Linked DNA regions of Homo sapiens: region 1 is linked to region 2. The links are chromatin loops, found by intact Hi-C in ENCODE. Cell type or tissue: Calu3. All regions are shown on one strand. Each heading gives the region's core, and the rest is flanking DNA. Links, peaks and the distances in the headings are about the cores only. Region 1 has its middle 91 kb from the start of NPIPB11. Region 2 holds the start of LOC102723708 (a long non-coding RNA gene).

What was found. A loop is a pair of places that touch in the nucleus more often than their neighbours do. Peaks named below come from ENCODE experiments on the same cell type or tissue, not always from the same donor. Only the 100,000 strongest peaks of a DNase experiment are listed, where the experiment ranks them.
Region 1: a loop joins it to region 2, with 19 times the contacts of the local background. A loop is called at or near these places in 7 of 110 quality-filtered maps.

What each region holds. Positions count from the first base shown.
Region 1 is chr16:29,311,780-29,320,106 of GRCh38, forward strand. It overlaps the pseudogene SNX29P2. Among named protein-coding and RNA genes, the nearest start is that of NPIPB11, 91 kb to the right of the region's middle. RefSeq lists enhancers at 1,415-2,123, 7,817-8,317. In Calu3, for the core only: a CTCF peak has its summit at 4,562; a DNase peak (open chromatin) is centred at 4,562.
Region 2 is chr16:29,223,494-29,231,820 of GRCh38, forward strand. It overlaps LOC102723708 (a long non-coding RNA gene), which reads right to left and starts at 5,030. Exons shown (of 2, transcript NR_188602.1): 1 at 4,690-5,030; 2 at 2,090-2,354. RefSeq lists a silencer at 6,087-6,278. In Calu3, for the core only: CTCF peaks have their summits at 4,788 (motif pointing right) and 5,024; a DNase peak (open chromatin) is centred at 4,798.

The sequences.
Region 1 (8,327 bases), core at 74-8,073, 88 kb after region 2:
TTGTAACTGCCCTGAGAATGCTGGCATCCGGGGCATGCTGTGACTTACACTGTGCAGAGGCAGGGACTGGCATTGTGTGCATGGGGGCGATGCCAAGCCGGCTGCTGATGCTAGAGCCCCTCACCTCTGCGTCTTTCTTGGTGGGAGTGGCTGGCCAGTGGGAGAGCATGGCTGGCAGTGAGGTGTGAGGGGCTCCAGGGAGGGTTCCGCTCTGCAGATGGCTGGGGCAGGTACCAACTGTGTGCAAGGATATCGGTATTGCTGGGGTCCCAGGTCCAGGATGAGCAGAGTGTGTGACCGTGTTGGCGCTCAGGTCCCAAGGCCCTGCAGCCCCACAGGCACCTGGCCGCTTCTGGGGGTGGTGGGATCGTTTCTGTTCCACATCAGTTCTTTCTTGGGCAGCAGTCGGAGGCTCCAGCGCTCTTGGTGACTGCATCACAAGTTAGGAGGGATTTGCCCAGCCCTGTGTGGAGCACCTTTCCCGGGTGTGTCTGAGCAGAGCGCTCTGCTGTCCTGAATGTGAGCTTATTTGAGCCTTGGCCATCTGAGGACCTGTCTTCTGTTTTTCAGAGGATTACCCCAATGGCACCTGGCTGGGCGACGAGAACAACCCCGAGATGCGGGTGCACTGCGCCATCATCCCCTCCGACATGCTGCACATCAGCACCAACTGCCGCACGGCCGAGGAGATGGTGCTCACGCTGCTGGACTACCTCTTCCACCGCGAGGTGCAGGCTGTGTCCAGCCTCTCGGGGCAGGGCAAGCACGGGAAGAAGCAGCTGGACCCGCTCACCATCTATGGCATCCGGTGTAAGTCGGGCCCCATCTTGGGGGACTGGGGTGTGCGGGGAGCTGGGTCAGGACCCACATTTCACTGCTGAGGGTGCTGGCATCAGTAGCACTGGCACGGGGCTGCGTTTCTCCAGGCGGTTTGAAATCTCAGCCCGAGGATCAGTGCTCGAGGGGATGGATGCCCGGTTGACCCTGATGTGCTCATTACTCATGGCATGCCTGTACCAAAATACCTCATATACCCCATCATATATATACCTACTGTGTACCCTTAGAAGGTAAAAAACTCCTCGCCTCCTGTCTGTAGGCCACTCTTGAGGAAGAGAGAGGAGGAGGAGAGCCAGGGCCTTCCCTGCTGTCCTGGCCACGCTGACCCAGGCCCCGCTGAGCCTCTCCTAAGTGGGTGGAGTGCCGCCTGCCTCCTTCCTTCTGAGAGGGCTGGGCCTCAGCAGCCATGCCAGGGCCTCAGCGCTGACCTGGCTGTGATGGGAGCCAGGAGAGCTCCAAAGCCTGATTTTCGTGCCCAGCCCGGCCTGTGATGTTTCCCTCCCCTCTGAAGAGCGGGACTTGCTCCAGGTGGCGATTGCGGTACTGCCCTTCAATGGCGTTTGATGGGCGCTCAGGTCCTCTTTGCCAGCGTCCATGGTCCATTTGCTCCACAGAGCCCGTCTGCTTCAGAAGCTGTCCTCCTGGCTTCTAACAAAGATGTAAAGTGAAGCAGCAGCAAACGCAAGAGACACGAGGCCCCTGGCGGGAGGGTGTGGGAGGGTACAGCAGCCTCCGGCAATCTGGGCTCTGGAGAGTTGCCTCAGGGGATCGTGAATGGAAATCTGATCTTGAAACAGGGCGAGCGAGGTGGAGCACTCAGCGTCCGGGATCTCAGCGTGCGGGGGGCCTCCGGGATCTCAGCGTGCGGGGGGCGTCCAGGATCTCAGCGTGCGGGGGGCATCCGGGATCTCAGCGTGTGGGGGCTGCTGTTCCAGCAGGAAAGAGCCTTGCTCCTCTGGGAAGCACGGTGTGGCCCGTGAGCCTCTGTCAAGAGCAGTGGGGGAGTGGAAGGGCTCAGCTGTTCCGTAGCTGCTGTGAAAATGGGGTCTGAGTAAGACTGGGGTGTCATGCTGACTGCAGGTTTTTCTGGAAGCTGCTGAGAGGTGGGTCCAGGTCCCACCCACGTGTGTGTGAGCAGGTCATGGCATCTTCCCATGTGCCATGTCTTGTTCCAGGCGTGTGTCCCAGCTGTCAGACACTGGCGGGCACCCATCCTGGACCCTGAGGGTAGTCTCAGATAACTGCCTGGGAGACCACATGTGGGGCCTCCTCACAGCTTCTCAGCGGTGGAGTAAAGCAGGTCACGAGGATCAGAGGGTCATGGGGCAGGGGTCACCCGCAGCCTTCTGAAGGGCCACATGGCAGATGTTTCAGGCTTTGCAGGCCCTGGGGTCTCTCTTCAACTGCTCAGCTCTGAAAGCAGCCACAGACGAGGTGTCACAGGAGTGTCAGGCTGGGCTACAGGTTGGAGGCGCAGCCTGGACAGAGAGGAGCGGGTGATCTTTGGAGAGGATGGTGGCATGTGGGATGAGCGTGCTGTGCTGTGTGGGGCAGTGGCATTCAGGGCTGGGCCCTGTTCCCAGGTGAGGAGTCCCTGCTCCTCCAGGGAGATGACAGGGGCCTTGGATGTGAAGCTGGAGGCCGGCTGGCTCTGCTTTGGAGACAGTGCCTTGGTATGTCAGGCTAAGGATTCGGGCTTTCAGGGCATTGGCTGCGATTGGTCTTTTTATTAATCGAGCACAGGGAATGTTCCAGTGAGGTGACAGGGGCATGGCAGGGCGATAGAGCAGAGCCCATGGCGGTGGGGTGGCTGTGTCTGTATTCAGCGAGTCCGTGTGGGGTGGTGGAAGGCACTGCGTGGGGCAGAATGGGGCAGGCCCCGATTCCCTGCATGTTGTGGCTATGAGTTGACCTTCCCTGCTGAGCTTCTCCTTGCTTGGGAAGTGCTGCCAACCTCGATGGGGGTCTGGAGGCCAGAGAGGGGAGTGGGAGCCTGGCATGGGCTACCACCCTCTCCCCTGGGCCCGCTGGCTTCAGGGCCATCCTCCAGACAGCTGAAGTCATTGGCTCTGTTCACCAGGCTGCTGGACCTCATGGCTTGGGGACCACTGGCCCTGCCTCCCCAGGCTCTGAGCTGGGCTCTGGAGCACGGTCCCCTGGCAGGGGCGTCCGCTAGCACCGTCATTCTGCTGGAAGTTCCTCCGGGGCGGGGGTCCTGGGCTTGCTCACAGCGCCCGGCCCCTTGGAGATGCCCAGTGAATTCTGGTCTCTAGAGCCGAGCTTTGGGAAGGTCATGGTGTGGCTGACCTTCAGGGTGACTTTGCATGAGGAAGGCTGGCCTGTCCACCGGGCCGTGTGGAGGGGCCTGGAGCAACTGCTGGGTATGGACCAGAGCTGGGCCTTCTCCCCCCACCTCAGGCCAGGCATGCCTGTGTGGCTCGTGCTTAGATGGAATTGCTGAAATGTTAAAAGCATGGCTTTACCTTTTCTCCCTGTGGCCCAGTTTCATTCTTATTGCTGATCGTTGCCCAAAAAACCAAAACAAATCAAATAAATACATGGACCAAACCTCCCAGGCCCCAGCTTGAACAGCGGCAGGAATGGAATTGGCCACATCACTGCATCTTACTCTCTGCTGTTGCTTCAGAGCCTGCAGTGATGCCTGTAGCCTCAGCAGTCAGAGGTCTGCGGCTGTCCTCACTCAACCCAGACAGCTCACGAGGGAGAAGATTTTGATTTAAGTTTCTCCTTATTTGTCAGCAGAAAGATTTTCTTTCTTTTTCTGGAGAAAAAAGTCTACATTTTGAAACACACAGTAGGTAAAGTCTCTAAGTACCACCTTCTCAAAATGAGGAAATGAGGTTATTGAAAGAGGGAGAGAGAGAAATTTGCTTTTTGGGGTGTTGGCTTTCTTAGGGTTCCCAAGGATTGGTGGACCCCCCGAATTTGGGCAGCTAACCAAATTTGTGTGTTTTATGCAAAAGTAGCATATCATTGCAACTTGGAAAACCTTGGAACATTTTCCTAAGGAATGTGCTCTCAGGACAGCAGCATTTGCCTGTTTTCTCTATGAAGAGAAATTGGTTTAGTTCTTAGGATTTCTATCCATGGCTTGCTCACGCCTCTGCTTGGACTGTGCATCCAAGCCGGTGACCCCGGATCTGAGGGCTTTTCTAAAGAATGCTGTCTAAGGCCATGCCACCCTGAACACACCCGATCTCATCTGATCTAAAGAATGCTGCTGTGGATGGCCGATCCCCATGAGACCTCCTAGCAGTTACAGAAAGACTGGATTCATTTGCACAAAGTAAAAAGTTATGCTTTCAGAGTTGCCCTGTCAGATGATTGTAGTTCTTTTCAAATCATTCACTCCAAGCGCAGGTGGTGTTTCCTAGCGGGAAGCAGCGGGGGCCACTTCACCCACACCTGTCCCTGTGAGTGCAGGTGTGCGACCTGGCCCCATTGTGTCTTGCAGGGTGCCTCAGGTTCCTGTGGCCACTGGGACAAAGCTCACAGCCTGGCTGGCTTAGAACACAGGCTTGTGTTCTCGTGCAGGTTTGGAGGCCAGATGCCTAGGATGAAGATGTGGGCAGGGCCACGCTGCCTGAGAAGGCCCTTTCCTTCTCCCAGCTTCTGGTGGTGGCCGCATCCCTCCAGTCTCTGCCCGCGTCCCCCATGGCTGTCTTCCCCCCGTGTCTCCCTCTGTGTCCCTCTCCTTACAACGACAGTCACTGGATTTGGAGCTCCCTCTCCTGCAGGATGACCTCATTACAACCTAAGGAATCACATCTGCAGAGACCCTAGTTCCCAGTCAGGTCACATTCTGGGGTCCTGGGCCAGGACATGAGTTTTGTGGGGACACTGTTCAGCCCAGTACACAGGACACGGGTGGTCAAGTGCTGTCTCTTCTCCAAGTTCTCTGTGAGGTGAAATGGTGAGGCTGACCTATATGTGTCCTTAAGGCAGAATGTGGACTCCACGCAGGGGTGGGTGTTTGTCTGTCTGTCTTGGGACATTGAGTGCCTCACGGTGACTGAAAGCTGGGAGGAAGGTGTGGTCAGTGTGGGCTCCAGGCAGAAAAGTGAGCAGAGCCTCCTTCTCAGCAGGTCACCCAGATGCTGTGACCTGGAGGTAGTCCTGCAGGTGGCTGTGAGGGGCTCTCTTGCTAACAGACTGAGGACAGGTGTCTCTCCATCATTTTTTCTCATAAAGGAATGAGTCAGCAGGCTTGAAGAAGGTGGCCGGCTTGGCCTGGAGGCTGCACATGTGAGGTGCACGGGGTGTGGGCTGTGCGTGCTTCCCCCGGGAGGGAGCATGTCAGCTGGCTTCCATCGGGCAGAGGCTTCGAGATGCCTTTTGTTTTTCTAGGCAGCGCTGTCACGTCGAGTCTGTAATTTGAAGAAATCAGTTGTTGGCACTCGGTTTTGTGCTGCCTTCCCTTGCACATGAGAGTGCGTTAGCAGGTGGTGCTCTTCATTCCTTTGTGACTAATAAAGCCACATGCCACCCACCAAGGCACAGGATGACAAGCCCTCCTGGCTCTCTTGTCTCGCTTCCCACAGTGCCTCTCATGGCCCCACAGATGGAGAGCTGGGAATCGGCTTGTGATTTGAACCACCAGAGTCAGTAACGGGGGTTCTGGAAAGTGGGAAGGCAACTAACGGTGTAATGGAGACTCTTTAGCTCTTTGGGGACTGCAGGACAGCTCGCCAGGAAAATAGAGGCGTGCACGGTGGCAGGGATGCTGCCTGGCTGAGCCTGGAAGGCAAGCCCGTCCTGGCCTTGAGGGGCCTCAGTGGGCATAGTGTAGGGATATGGCTGGGGAAAGCAGGGACTGAGGCCAGACAGGGTGTTCTCCTCCCAGGTGACGCCACGCTGTGGGGATCCCATGAGCCTCAGCAGCCGGATGCCGAGCACTTCTGTTCTCCTTGTGTCCTGGGCACTGCTCAGGGGGGAGACTTCTGCCTCGATTGAAGTCCGACTAGGCCTCCCAGAGCAGGGCCTGCGGGTGCCTTGGGCTGAGGGAGCTCAGGACAGCAGAGGCACGTGTGCGGGGCTGTGCGTGTTCTTCCCGTCTCCCTGAGCACCTCTCATGGGTTCCTAGGATCCAGTGAGGGCCGCTGCTTCTCCACCTGGTGGGCCCAGGAAGCTTGCACTTTAAGGCCGGTGTTCACTCCTAACTAGTAATTGGACTTGGACACATCACTTCTCCTTTTTCTGGCTTTTGCCTCAAAACCAAAGTGATGAGAGTAGTGACATTCCTACTTCATGAGGCTTTTTAAAAAAAGTCCATCAAATAACATGAGATCAAATGCTTAAAGTGGAAAATGGCAGTTAAATTCAAGGTGATCTTTTGATCCCATCATGATAGGATTTTTCCCACTCCCTGTTAAGTGCGGCTGCTCAGTGCTGTCAGAAAAGGTAAAGGAATCCGAGCCCCGAGGGCTGCCCAGAAGTGGGCGCTTGCCCCAGCTGCTGTCCAGTAGCATCTGCGGGCAGCACCTGCACCCATCTGTGCATTTTCAGATCCTCGCCCTCCTCACCCGCCGCGCTCTGCGGGCAGCACTTGGGCGGCTGGTCCATTCTCTGGATCTCCTTGGTGGCCGGCAGGGAGCATTCGCCCAGGCTGGGGCCTGGAGCGCAGACGGAAGGAATTAGATAATTTGATGTCTGAGGACAGTGGAAACTCGGTGGCGGGTAACCAGATGAATATATATTTTTTATTTAATAAGTATGAGTCAGGGTTTGAACTGGCAACTTAATTTTTACAAAGTTGAATTTAAATGTGAATGTTTTCACTCATTTCTCTTACCTATACACCTGGGTGTTTTAGATTTATCTTCTTTCCTGTTACTAACCCGTTTTTAAATTTTGTGTGGACTCATTCATCCTTCAAAGTCTATGGAATTTTTCTCCTGGAGTGTGAAGGTCGGAGGGTCACAGGAGGGCGGTTCTGAGGATGTTTCTTTTTATCGACTCGTGCTCCAAAGACGTTTTCCTGCTGGTGGGATGGCTGTTTCTTTCTTGCCTCCCGGTGGCAGCAGCTGGGCTGCTTTGTATCTAAAGTCAGTAGTTGGGCTCTCATGAAACTATTGAAGTGCAGTTTGAAAGCTGGGTTTTCCGGTAACTATGGTGCAACCTCTGGCAGCAGCTGGGCTCTCCTGTAAGGATTTCCTAGTGATTTTAATGGTTAGGTTCCCCCATGACCACAGCCAGCGGCTGGGTTCCTCTGTGAGTCACTAAAGTTGCTCAGCCTGGGGCTTCCTGAGGCGCCCCAGTCACCCAGCCAAGATCTGAGGGTGACTTGGAGTATTTTAGAGATGACCCGAGAATTGGAAGCCAAAGAGCGGCTGCTTCCTGTATGGCTTCTTTATGCATGAGGATGAAAATGTGCTGCCGAAACGACTTTAGGGTGTTCTTCCCTCTCATCCTACAAATCCCACTGTCCTGGCTGGTTTCTTTTTGTCTGTAGCACAGACAGGTTTGTTGTGATTATACAGAGAGTCAAAACGTGTCTCAAGTATCTACTGATAAGAAAGTCAAGAGGCATGTTTCCAAAACCCGAGGGACTTTTGATACCTAATAGAGTACTTAAAAAAACCCAAACACTTCTTTCTCTGTTTTAATTATTTCCACCATTTTAGTCTCAATGGGAACAGATTTTTAGGGTTTGGGCAGTAGAGTCCAAACTTGAGGCTCTTGGTAGTCAAAACAGGACGCTTTTCAGCTTAATCTTTTTATTACTACAATTTTGGATTCCATCCTGTATTTTCCTGTAAATTAGTGAAGTTGCATGAGCCAGCTAGAGAGGCCACTGCATTGAAGAGCCCTTCCCATCATGCCCAGATTCGTCATCGCTACAGGGATGGGGTCCTGTGGCCTAGTGGGAAGTGGCCAGGCATGCAGTGGGGCGCTGGCTCCATCCTGTCACCTGCTCCGCCGTGGCCTTCGGATCCTCAGTTTTCTCCCTGTTGAATACAGGGCATCTCTGGATGCTGCTCAGGGCGTGCTGAGAGCTCTCCGTAGCGCAGGTGGTAGAGACCTGGGGGTCCCAAGACAGTTCTCTGCGTGTGCACGGTGAGCCCCAGGAAGACAATGCACCTGGCTTTGGCCCCACAGTGAGAGTAGGTTGTGCCCACTCGGCTTGTGGTATAGGGACTCCAGGGATGAGGACACAGGCCCTGTCCGTAAGGAGTTTGTGCTCTAGTTGAGAAAGCACGATGGAGAGGCATTGGGAATGACATAAGCAAGCCCCGGACCTGAGCAGCGATGGGAGGGTGTGTTGCAGTCCGTTGTAATCACTATTTACACAGGAGCAGCCACTGTGCACCAGAATGTTCTGGGTGCCTGACATCCATGGGTGGACACAACAAAGGCCCGTGTTTATGAGGGGGACAGTAACAATACATACGTGAATTCTCCAAACTGTGTTTGCGAGGGGAACAGAATAACAATACATAACGTGAATTCTCCAAACTGTGTTTGTG
Region 2 (8,327 bases), core at 192-8,191:
CTGACTGGAGTTGGGGAAGGATATTTGGACACCTGGACATGCGTGTCTGCATGCCCCTGGGATGTGCTCTCTAGAAAAGCACTAGGCACGTTCATTTATCCACCATTCCACATGCACTTATTGTGCTCCTACTGTATGCCAGGCACGAGGTTGGGTGCTGGGGAAATGCTCCTATGGGGGAATTGTTTTCTGTGCTAATTGTTGCCATAGAAAAAGGCACAGGCTGGGCACAGTGCCTCACACCTGTAATCCCAGCACTTTGGGAGGCCGAGGTGGGTGGATCGCCTGAGGTCAGGAGTTGGAGACCAGCCTGACCAACATGATGAAACTGTCTCTACTAAAAATACAAAAAATTAGCTGGGCATGGTGGCAGGCACCTGTAATCCCAAGTACTTGGGAGGCTGAGGCAGGAGAATCGCTTGAACCCAGGAGGTAGAGGTTGCAGTGAGCCGAGATTGCACCACTGCACTCCAGCCTGGGTGACAGAGTGGGACTGTGTCGGAAAAAAAAAAAAAAAGAAAAGAAAAGGAAAGAAAAGAAAAGAAAAACGCACAGAAATTTTAACCAACCAGGAGGCAACCAGACTCTGGGGAACTTTCAAGATCCTTATCACAATTTCCCACCCCACCCACCCTGTTACTTCCTCTACTTTTCTCTCTCTTGTTGTCTTGTCTTGACCCTTTGTGCTGCAAAATGGGTACCCATACATGGGGCTGGGGGCTTTAGACCAGTGGATGGGTCTCAGTCCACACAAACAGCTAATCTGGATACACGAGGCCAAAACCTTCTCATTTTTCTGGGCAACTTTTTTTCCTGGCCCAAAATGTTTTGATTGTTGTTAACTCACAGGAGTGGGGTAGACCATTAAGGCTAATTTCAGGCCCAATATTGTCATTTTTAGAGGAGAAAAGTGGAAACCCTGGGCACTTGCCTGGGTAGTGGCTGAACCAGAGGTGACACCTTGCTCAGTCCCAGCACAGCCCCACCATGCACCCGGCACCACACCAGGCACTCACCCTCTTATACAACAGGACAGGTGGCGTGTTTGTGAAACTAGTGGAGGTTTGTGTTCAGGAGGTGGAGGAGGGAGGACAGGAAGGAGAGGGAGAAGAGCATGCACTGGAGAAGTAAATCCAGGGATCACACACAGCCACGTCCTCACAATGCATGCTTGAGATCAGTGTTTGTACTAAGGGCAATGGGGAGCTATTGAAGACTCCAGGCTGGAAGCAACACAGGCAAGAGTGTGTCTTAGAAGCATCTCTGTTGCATTTGGTAGGCTGAGATAGAGGCTAAGCTGAGGCTGTTGGAGAACTCAACAGCGGAGGGTGTTGGCTTGAACTAAGGAAGTATGTTGTGTAAACGGGAGTGCTGTGACCTGTTGCAGTCTTACTTTCCCACTGACTTCTATGGAGTATCAGTTTCCTGTTGCCTCTGTAACACACTGCCACAAACTGGACTTTAGAACAATAGATGTTCATCATCGCTCTTCCCAGGAGTGTCCGGAGGGAACCAGCCCCTGCCAACACCTGGACCTTAGGACCTCTGACCTCCAGAACTGGGAGAGACTAGATGTGTGTGGTTGGAAGCCTCTAAGTCAGTGGTCATTTGTTATAGCAGTGCTAGGGGCACTAGGAAACAATTACCAGAGGCAAGAGACAAAGTCTTATTAGCTACCCTCCTCTGAAGGACAGAAAGGAAAATATGAGACCAGGAGGGTGTTGAGAGCCAAGTGGATTGAAGTGAAGGCTTGGGGCTCCTTGTGGATTTTGTTTGTGTGGGTTATTTTGTTCCCAGGAGTCTCAGGCTGTGTAGCCAAATGCAGTCTGCAGTTCTACTCTTTCCTTTCTTTGAAAGCAAACAGCCTCTTTTGGAAGAGTGAAGGGCACCCGAGGTTCCAGCTGGGGCTGGCCCAGGCCACGGAGCTCTCAGAATGCGTACAGCGCAGACAGCACCCTGCAGTTGGGTGGGTGCTGGCTTTGAGGTCTGGAGATCTAGATGCCCACAAGGTGCCCCTGGCAAGTGGGGGCTGCAAAGGCATCACCCACCCCACTGGGCTGGGGCAGAGAAATAGACATGATGCATCTGATGAGCTCGGAAAACATTTCTAATGTATTTATTTTTTGTGGTTCGGCTACAGAAGAGAATAAGAAAGGGCTGAAGGGGATGAATGAACAAGAGCAGGAGAAGGACTGCCCTGAGGGCAGGAGGAAAGGGTGTGAATCGGGATAGAAGTCAGAACCCCACCAGCTTCTTGCCTGGGAACCAATTGCTGGAGCTGCTTCCTTCCTTCGTTCATTCCTGCTTTCTTCACTCCTTCATTCCCTGAACATCAGACATGGTCATAGGCCCTGCTGAGAATTAAAACAGAACAATGAACAAGTCCCACTCTCAGAACGCAGGCAGAGGTGAAATGTTCGGTGGGCTATGGTGATGGCTTTGGAGATTTACTGGTAGCTTCTGTGGGGTTACTCTGGCTGGGGACCCCAGGGGCCTGCTATGGACAGAATTGTCTCCCTCTCAAATTTGTATATTGAAGTCCTAACACCCAGCGTGATGGTATTTGGAGGGGGGGACTTTGGAGGGTGATTGAGTTTAGATGAGGCCATGAAGCTGGGACCCCATGATGGGATTGGTGTCCTTACAAGGAGAGGAAGAGGCTGGAGCTCCTTCTCTCACCTTGTGAGGACACTGTGGGAAGCCACCTGCAAGTCAGGAAGGGCCCTCATCAGAAGCCAAGTCAGCCATACCTTGATCTTGGAATTCCAGCCTCCAGAACTATGAGAAACAAATTCCTCTTGTTGAAACCATGCAGCCTCAGCTGGTGGAAGCGTTCGGGGTGAGCATGGCTCCTGCAGGGAGATGGAGCAGGGACATTGTGTCAGGTCTAAGGCTGCTGGTAGAGCCTCAGCTTCCTTTCCTTGGCACTCACCAGGCCATGCTGGGAAAGAAGTCTGAGCCAGGTAGTTCGGAAAACACCCCCTTGGTAACTCTTTTGGGAAACGGAGACAGACATCAAGGTCTTATCCACTTTGTGCAGGAAGATGACATGCGGTAATAAGGAAAAGAAAATGGGAGGTCCTCTGTCTCATGGAATTTGGGGTCACAAGTGTCTGTACAACACCTTACTGGGTCTCAACTCCCAGCTTCTCAGGAACAAGAGACAAAGAATATAGGTCAGCAGAGCAGAGCCCGAGGGGCTGGTCCACAGTCCAAGTCACACATGATGAGGACAGTATTGAGAGTCATCACATGATGATGGCAGTGATGGTGGTAGTGATGATGGTGGTGATGGTGATGATGGTGGTGATAAAGGTGCCACCGGCGTCGCCGCCGGCGTCACTACCGGCGCCATCATCCTCATCATCATCACCATCATCACTATGACCATCATCACCATTACCTCCATCATCACCACCATCACCACATCATCATCATCACCACCACCATCATCACCACCACCATCATCACCATCATTACCATCATTGTCATCACCACCACCACCACCATCACCACCACCACCATCACCACCACCACCACCATCACCACCACCATCACTATCATTACCATCATCATCATCACCACCATCATCACCACCATCATTACCATCATTGTCATCACCACCACGGCCATCATCGTCATCCAGGTCCCGTCATTACTATCATCGTCATCACCACCGTCTTCTCCTGCTTCTTCTCCATCATTATCATTGCTGCTGTCACCACCATGATTATCATCATCATCATCATCTCCATTGTTCTCATCCTTCTTCTCCTCCATGTGCCTCTATGTCTTCCCATACCTTTAACATGGGTTCCATGACTCCTTAGCATGGCTGCCATCATCATGTGGATGTGGATGGTGGTGGTGGTGATGATGGTGGTGATGGTGGTGATGATAAGGATGATGATATTGATTATGAGAGTTGTCTTAGTCCATCTGGGTTGCTTTAACAAAATACTATAAATTGGAGGCCAAGCATGGTGGCTCACACCTGTAATCCCAGCACTTCGGAAGGCTGAGGCTGGAGGATCACTTTAGGCCAGGAGTTCGAGATTAGCCTGGGCACTACACAGGAGGATCCATATCTCTACAGAACATTTTAAAATTAGCTGGGTGTGGTGGTGTGCACCTGCAGTCTCAGTTACTCAGGAGGCTGAAGTAGGAGGATTGCTTGAGCCCAGGAGGTTGAGGCTGCAGTGAGCAATGATCTCACCACTGTGCTCCAGCCTGGGTGGCAGAGCGAGACCCTGTCTCTAAAAAAAACCAAAAAAACCCATAAATTAGGTGGCTTATAAACAACAGAAGTTCCTTTCTCATAGTTCTGGAGGCTGGGAAGTCCAAGATTAACTTATCAGTAGAGTCAGTGTCTGGTGAGGCCCATTTCCTCATAGATGGTTATCTTACTGCGCCCTCACATGGCGGAAGGGGTAAGGGGGCTTTCTAGGGCCTCTTATAAAGCACGAATCCCATTAATGAGGGCTCTGCTTCTTAACTTCATCACCTCTCGAAGGCCCCACCTCCTAATCCCATCACTTTGAGGTTAAGGATTTCAACAAATGAATGTGGAGGGACACAAACACTCAGGCCCCAGCGTGGCCCAGCACCTGCAGAATGTGGCTTGGTGCAATCACTCTTTAAGCTCCCGCCCCTGGTTACTTGGTTTATTCCCCCCTCCGCCACACAAACCTCCAAGGCTGGGCTACTGATCATCCTCTTCCTACAGACGAGAGACTGCAGGCCTGGAGATGACACAGCCTGCTCAGGCCACACGGCCTGCAGGTGGCACTGCACTGCAGCAGCCGGGGACGGGCCCCACGTCCTCAGTGCCCTGTGATGTCATTTCAGTGTCGGAGCAGGGAGGGACCTGCTTGTTTTAGAGAAGGGGGTTCACCTGGGACACCCCTGAGCTTTGTCCCAAGCCTCAACAAGCCACTCACTTCCCACTTGGGAGTAGTTTCTCTGCACGCACCAGGCAGTGGGACCAGGGAAGAAATCGCGTCCACTAAGTGGTGTCGTCTGCCTGCAAGACCTGCACAGCTCCCAGGCCTATGGCTTTGGGCACCAGGTGCTGCGCCAGCGTCTGGAAATGATTAATTCCTGGGCACACCTGCTGTGTGCCCAGCCCTGGGGCTGAGGACGGAGCCCTTTCCTGCCATCATGGAGCCTGCATTGCACGGGGTGAGATGCGTGATAGAAGGACATATCCCACATCACGTGCACTGAAGACAAAGCTGTGAAAGGATAGAGTGTGGGGAGGGGCTTCTGTCTCAGATGTGGAGGTCAGGGACGTCCTCCCCAGCGGGTGACTTTGGAGCAGGGGCCTGAGGGACGTGGGCAGCCCGGCAGACCCCTCATTACATGTGTTAAAGCCTCCTCCGGTGGGGGGCTGGGCAGAGGCTATTGCAGTTGTCCAAACTTCCTGCAATGGCAGAACATTCTAGATCCGCACTGTCCAGTAAGGTGGCCACGAGTCACACGTGACTGTCGAGCTCTGGAAATGCAGCTGGTGCAGCTAAGGAGCTGAATTTTAAATTGTATTTAATTCTTGTCACTTTAAATGTAAATGTCTACCCATGGCTAGCAGTGACAGGGCAGGCCCACCTGGCCTTGGCGAAGCAGGTGAGTGCTGGAGTGTGTACTTTGAGGCTGACGGGTTTCTTGATGGATGGGTGGCGAGCAGAATGGGTTTTTAGCTGGCCAGGCCTTGGAGTTGTGAAACCTGGACTTTGTTTTATGGTGGTTCTGTGGTCTTGGACAGAGTTCACAACCTCACCAACTCTCTGTTTATTAAAAAGAGAGCGATGGCTCTGCTGGTCACGCCGGGACGTTGCAAGGCACAAATGCAGCAGACGTGAGCCTGTGTGTGGCTCACATTGGGTCAGCATTAGCCCCGCAAGCCACCCGAGGCGAGGGCCCCTGGCAACTCCAGGGCGGCTGCTTGACAAGGCGCTGCTGCCGCCTCATGTTCTCTGTTACCTGGCTTGGGGTCTTCTGGGCTCTGCAGGCCATGTTTGAGGTGGGTTGTGACCCAGTGCTCCAGTCTGACCCTCGACCCTCCCCCAAATCCCACCAGGGTTCCCATTCCACCGTGACCTGGCAGGAGATGTCAGACCGCAGCTGAGGGCCCTGCTGGTTTCCTACGAGGAGGCTGCAGATGGGAATGAGGACCTCACGGTCAAGGGCGTGGACACCTCCCGCCTGACAGATGACACATTTGTGAGTGGGTCCCCAGAGGTCTGCCCTGGCACCTGACAACCCCGGGAGGCAGGAACAGGTTAGAGCCAACTGTGGAGCTCATCAGAGAGGTGACTTTCAGTACCAAAAGGGTGTTTTCCAAGGGAAATCCTGCCGCACAGGGCAAATGAAAGCAGGTCAGGGCTCACCAGTCACTGCAGAATCCGCCGGCCCACATGTCCCTGGTCTTCAGAGGTGGGAACAGCCAGCTGGGAAGGAATCCACCTGCCCCCATGGCCTGTGGATCTGAGGACTCCTCTCCCACCTCCTGTGCCAACCATTGTTTGGTGAAGGCGCCCTTGCTCCCAGCCCGCTCTCCTCTGACATTCTTTGGTGAACATCCCATCTCCTTTTCTCCAGAACCAGCCGGCTCAGACCACCCACATATTTTACAGTTACTGGGCTTCTATGTTCCACAGAGGGTGCTTGGCTGGGGGGACAGGGGAGGGGACAGAGCCTCAGGCCAGGTGCAGGGAGGACGGTGCTGGCCATAGGGCTGGGGCAGCCTCAGGTCACACCACCATTCCAGCACTCTCTGTGTGGCTCCAGGGACTCAGCGTCGCCACCTGGGAGTTGGGATGGGGGCTCAGGCAGAGGCGCTGGTTCGTTGTCCCACAGATCAAGCCTCTCTGAGTCCTCGGCTGTCTTGGTGGAGACTCCAAAGGTGAGGCCGGACTGCATGTCCCATGACCCTTCTCCACCGGGCAGGGCCAAGGACCCTGCAGCAAGGGCCCTTCATGCCGGGCTCACCACCCTGTTCCCTCCATGACCTCGCCAAAAGCCTCCCGCTCCCACCCCCGGCTTTGGGACGGTCAAACAGGTGAGGGCTGGGGGTCCTGCCCCGGGGGGAGGATGACAGGCGACGGGAGGAGTGCCTGGCATGGCCGAAGAGAACACGGCAGTGGGGTGTGTGTCAGCAGCAGTGGCACAGCCAAACCCCGGCAGGCTTCATGCAGAAGGCGGCATCTGGGGAGAAGTTAAAAGCTGAGCAGGAGCCAGCGGGTGAAGTGGGAAACGGAGAAAGGGCTATAGCCTGTGCCCAGCTCTCCCTGTCAGCCTGAGATGAGGGACATCTTTTGTGTCCGGGCACTGCCTGGGTTGCTTGGACAGAAGCCTCAGAGCTGGAAGGAGCTGAGAAACCACAAGCTCCAATGCTCACGCCCCATAGGGGACCGAGGAACCGCAGAAGGGACCGCACCTGCCCGGTGGCCAGCAACGGAAGGACGGCAGGGAGCGAACACACTCCAGCCCCTACGGTCTCTCCGCTCTCCCAGCTGAGCTGTCTTCCCCGGAGGCCGGGCTGCAACCCGAGAAGGCGCCGCGCCATCGGCCCTCACCCTGCTCCGCCTAAGCTGCTGCTTTTCCTCTGCAAATGCCCTGGGCTGGACGTCAAACCACAGTCAGGTAGGGGCGGCCCAGACCAGGGACCAGCAGCTGGTTCCCTCTGCCTGGTCTCACTTCTAAAGCCACTGGAAGAGGAAACACATAAAATGTGACTTTGCAGAGGAATTCCAATAAACAAGATGTGTTTCCAAGTCTTCTGAGGCTGCCGAGACTGAGTAGCTGCGTGTGAGCAGCCACAACTCCTCTGTTGTCCTCCTGCAAAGTGTCCCCGCCCTCCCACTCAGGTCGCGTTCCTCCGGCCGCCCCCGGCTGCTCCCGCCACAGGAGACTGGACGGTGGGCTCTGGCCTTGGGGACCTCCGGCCCTGCCTGCAGCAGGCCCCAGTGTGTGTGGGCGAGAGGGCCGGGCCAGCTGACTCCTGTCTTTCTTTGGGACCACGTCATCAAGCGGGCTGGAGCCAGAGGCTGGGCCCCTCTGTGTCCCGGGGATCCTCACCCCCCAGGTCCCCAGTGCTGTCCTTGTCACCACTGAACGGCAGTTTCTCCCCACCCCGTGCTTCAGTTTACCTGTCCGGACCAGGGGTGGCAACCTCTTTTCCAGAACGGGGCAGAAGGTGAATGCAGTTCACTCTAGTTCTCTGCATTGTGTCTTCTTTTTAAAGAAAATAACCCTTTACAAATGAAGGGTTGGCCGGGTGCAGTGGCTCACGCCTGTAATCCCAGCACTTTAAAAAGGTCAAGGCAGGT